Regions from separate parts of the Homo sapiens genome. Here region 2 is linked to region 1. A link is an interaction called in ENCODE POLR2A ChIA-PET data of the cell type or tissue named here. Cell type or tissue: OCI-LY7. All regions are shown on one strand.

The links. Peaks named below come from ENCODE experiments on the same cell type or tissue, not always from the same donor. Only the 100,000 strongest peaks of a DNase experiment are listed, where the experiment ranks them.
Region 2: POLR2A ChIA-PET joins it to region 1 with 6 read pairs; 2 of 35 experiments call an interaction of 5 or more read pairs at or near these places.

Annotation. Positions count from the first base shown.
Region 1 is chr9:22,516,329-22,518,828 of GRCh38, reverse strand. No RefSeq gene overlaps it. Among named protein-coding and RNA genes, the nearest start is that of DMRTA1, 71 kb to the right of the region's middle. In OCI-LY7, no CTCF peak of the experiment used is centred here; DNase peaks (open chromatin) are centred at 1,528 and 1,970; H3K4me3 peaks cover 1,672 bases; H3K27ac peaks cover 2,500 bases.
Region 2 is chr9:22,883,638-22,886,137 of GRCh38, reverse strand. No RefSeq gene overlaps it. Among named protein-coding and RNA genes, the nearest start is that of LINC01239, 240 kb to the right of the region's middle. In OCI-LY7, no CTCF peak of the experiment used is centred here; no DNase peak of the experiment used is centred here.

The sequences.
Region 1 (2,500 bases):
CCTAAAGGACAACAGAATGCTAAACACACAATAAGCATGCAATTAACATTTTGAATGAATAAATAAATGAAGGAACCAATCAATGATTACAGTTTTTATCAGAGACTTTGTTTTTTAGGGAAGTTTTATGTTCACAGCAAGACTGACCAGAAAGTACAAGGAATTTCCATACACCACCCCCTCCACACACAAACTCCACCACTAGCAAGATCCCACATGACAGTGGTAGGTTTATTTTACAGTCAAGGAACCTACATTAATACCTCATTATTGCCACAGCCCACAGTTTACATTAGAGTTTACTTTTGGTGTTGTACATTCTATGGGTTTGGATAAGTATATAATGAGATGTATCTACCATTATAATATCCTAAATAATAGTTTCACTGTCCTAAAAATCCTCTGTGCTCTCTCTATCCTCCTCTCTGCCCACTCCCCACTGGCAACTACTGATCTTTTTACTGTCTCATAGTTCTGCCTTTCCATTATGTCATATAGCTGAATCACACAGTATGCAGTTTTTCCAGATTATCTTCTTTCATTTAGGAATATGCATCTAAGGTTTCTCCGTGTCTTCTCGTGGCTTGATAACTTATTTCTTTTAAGCACTGAATAATTTCTTGTCTGATTGTACCACAGTTTATCCATTCATCTACTGAAGAATATCTTGGTTACTTCCAAGTTTTTGCAATTATAAATCAGGTTGCAATAGACACCTATGTGCAGGTTTTTGTGTAGATATAAGTTTTCAACTTCTTTCAGTAAATACAAAGGAGTGCAATTGCTAGATCATATGATAAGAGAATGTTTAGTTTTCTAAGAAACTGCTCAAACATCTTCCAAAGTATTAATAGCTTACCATTTTTCATTCCCACCAGAGATGAAAGAGAGTTCTTTTTGCTACACATCCTCATCAGCATTTACTGTTGTGAGAGTTTTATATTTTGGCCATTCTAATACATGTGTCCTGGTATCTCAGTTTTGTTTCACAATTCCCTAATGATGGATAATGGGAAGCATCTTTTTATATGCTTATTTGCCATCTGTATATCTTCTTTGGTGAGGAGTCTGTTCAGATCTTTAGCCCATTTTTTTAATTGGGTTTTGATTTCTTATTGTTAAGCTTTCAGAATCCTTTGTATATTTCTGATAACAGTTCTTTATCAGATGTGTCTTTTGCAAAATTTTCTCCCAGTCTGTGCTTGCCTGCTCATTTTCTTGAATCATTCAGATTTTATTTAATTCTATAGGATTTCTGTTTCATACTTCTTGAAATATAGCTTTATAATGAGGACTTTTAGACTCTGTCATTCTAATGTTTCATGCCAGAATCTACTATCAAATTACTATTCCATAACCCAACAATTCTCAATAAGAAATTAAAATACATTATCCAAACCTTCAGAACATCTGATTTGGTTGTTTGGAATGTGGTCAGAATCTTCATTTTTTAAAAATCACCACAGGTGTTTCCAGTACAAGTTGTGGTCATAGAAGACTTTTCAATAGAACACACTTCCTTCTACCTTGACTGGTCAAGTAGAAATCTTTGGTTCCGGCAGGAAGAATATGCAAAGGTTTCAAGGGAGTTAGGTATATTTACAGTTCTCTTATTTATCTAACCTTATCATACTGTCCTTTTCATCTTTCACAGACTCCTGGGTCTCTACAATCTGGAACTGCAGTTCCTTATGTACTTCTCAAACCTGATGACAACAGATTATATTCTTGCAATGACAATTGAAAAGCCACATGAAAATCAACTAAGCCTGTATTTCTTTTTGTATCTCTGATGTCACATCAGACCAAAACATGCTATTAAACTTTACACTACATACATGCTGCTACTCACAATACTCTACTATTACAATACATGCTCTTGTGTTCTACCACTGTTTAATATGCTGGGGTTTCATGATAAGAACACGGTCCATATGTCATAATGCATACCGTCTAGTAAAATACTTTGCTGGTCTTTATTTACCTCCCATCTGTCTCACCTCAGGCAGGCTTGTTTACTTTTGCATTATAAATTCTTCCAGAGTGGAAGGCACAGCTTATACACTATCTTTCATACTGTCTTAACATATTTAACTCTCTTTTGAGAGGTTTAACAATATAGATCAATTTAAAGAATAGTACAATAAATATTCATGATTCCACCATGTAGAATGAATTGTTAAGTATTTGTTATTTTTTATTCAAGATTTTATTAATAAAACACACAAAAAAATAGGAAGAAAATCATTATTTTTAAGAAAATTTCCTAAAGTACAATTTCTCTCCCAATTGACAGACTATACCTCCTAACCCTACCCAATCACTATCAAACATTTGGCATATAAATTTTTAGTCTATCGGTGTATTCTTTTAATATAACCCATAAAAAATATATACTATAATTCTGTATATTTAAAATGTACAGAAATACCATCTTTTTATATGTAGTTAATATATGTATCTATTTGTTTATTCCACTTTGTTTCACAAAGGAGCTTAG
Region 2 (2,500 bases), 370 kb before region 1:
AGTCTTTAATCCATCTTGAAATAATTTTTGTATAAGGTGTAAGGAAGGGATCCAGTTTCAGCTTTCTACATATGACTAGCCAGTTTTCCCAGCACCATTTATTAAATAGGGAATCCTTTCCCCATTTCTTGTTTTTGTCAGGTTCGTCAAAGGTCAGATGGTTGTAGATGTGTGGTATTATTTCTGAGGGCTCTGTTCTGTTCCATTGATCTATATCTCTGTTTTGGTACCAGTACCATGCTGTTTTGGTTACTGTAGCCTTGTAGGATAGTTAGGTAGCGTGATGCCTCCAGCTTTGTTCTTTTGGTTTAGGATTGTCTTGGCAATGCAGGCTCTTTTTTGGTTCAGGGAAGAAGTTGAATTCCTGAATAGACCAATAACAGGCTCTGAAATTGAGGCAATAATTAATAGCCTACCAACCAAAAAAAGTCCAGGACCAGACGGATTCACAGCTGAATTCTACCAGAGGTACAAGGAGGAGTTGGTACCCTTCCTTCTGAAACTATTCCAATCAATAGAAAAAGAGGGAATCCTCCCTAACTCATTTTATGAGGCCAGCACCATCCTCATACCAAAGCCTGGCAGAGACACAACCAAAAAAGAGAATTTTAGACCAATATCCCTGATGAACGTCGATGCAAAAATCCTCAATATAATACTGGCAAACTGAATCCAGCAACACATCAAAAAGCTTATCCACCATGATCAAGTGGGCTTCATCCCTGGGATGCAAGGCTGGTTCAACATACGCAAATCAATAAATGTAATGCAGCATATAAACAGAACCAAAGACAAAAAACACATGATTATCTCAATAGATGCAGAAAAGGCCTTTGACAAAACTCAGTAGTGCTTCATGCTAAAAACTCTCAATAAATTAGGTATTGATGGGACGTATCTCAAAATAATAAGAGCTATTTATGACAAACCCACAGCCAATATCATACTGAATGGGCAAAAACTGGAAGCATTCCCTTTGAAAACTGGCACAAGACAGGGATGCTCTCTCTCACCACTCCTATTCAACATAGTGTTGGAAGTTCTGGCCAGCGTAGTCAGGCAGGAGAAAGAAATAAAAGGTATTCATTTAGGAAAAGAGGAAGTCAAATCGTCCCTGTTTGCAGATGACATGATTGTATATTTAGAAAACCCCATCATCTCAGCCCCAAATCTCCTTAAGCTGATAAGCAACTTGGGCAAAGTCTCAGGATACAAAATGAATGTGCAAAAATCACAAGCATTCTTATACACCAATAACAGACAAACAGAGAGCCAAATCATGAGTGAACTCCCATTCACAATTGCTTCAAAGAGAATAAAATACCTAGTAATACAACTGACAAGGGACGTGAAGGACGTCTTTAAGGAGAACTACAATCCACTGCTCAATGAAATAAAAGAGGATACAAACAAATGGAAGAACATTCTGTACTCATGGATAGGAAGAATCAATATCGTGAAAATGGCCATACTGCCCAAGGTAATTTATAGATTCAGTGCCATACCATCAAGCTACCAAAGACTTTCTTCACAGAATTGGAAAAAACATCCTTTAAAAAAATTTTCTGTTTTATCTCAAAGTCTTAGAAAAACCTATTAGGAGCTTTAATTGCTTTAAAAGGGAATAGATGGATGATTATACATTTGCATTAATTATAGAGAGATTGCCCTAGTGGGAACATTTTAAAGATAGGAACTGTAGTTGTGTCAGAACATGGAGAGCCGATGGAATGACATAGAGGAAAAGCTTCATGAAGACAAAACACCTTTTGCTGAATGTTTGAATGCTGGTGTCCCTCCAAATTTCATATATTGAAGCCTAACTCCCAAGGACATGGTATTAAGAGGTGAGGCCTTCAGGAGGTCATTAAGTCATGAAGGCAGAGCCCTCATGAATAGGATTAGTGCATTTATCAAGAGGCTTGAGGGAGCCTGCTAGTTCCTTTCCATCATGTGAGGACACAGCAGCAAAACACTATCTATGGAGCAGAGAGCCACCCCTTATCAGATACTGAATCTGCTGGTAACTTAATCTTGGACTTCACACCCTCCAGAACTGTGAGAAATAAATTTCTGTTGCTTATATATTACCCAGTCTAAGAATTCATTATAGCAAGCTGAACAAACTAAGACACCTTCCATTAAGTTTTTGTACACACAGATGTTCTCTGCCATACCCCAATACACTGGTTTCTTGCTCCAAAAACTAATTCTGTATGTTTATAAGTGTTAACTGCATAGATAAGATCCAAAAAAAAAAAAAAAGAAAATGTCCTTAATCATAATAGCTACTAATTATTTTAAATAACAAATATGTATAGAGTGCTTATTATGTTTCAAACACTCTCTTGGGTGCTGGGTAGACTCTTCATCTCATTGATCTAATAAGAAAAGTCAGCAGTAAATTAACATTGTCTATTAATTTCCCTTTTTGATGAGTCAAGAAAGAATTGCCAAAACCACTATCATCATTTATAGGGTCAATACATGAATTGGTACA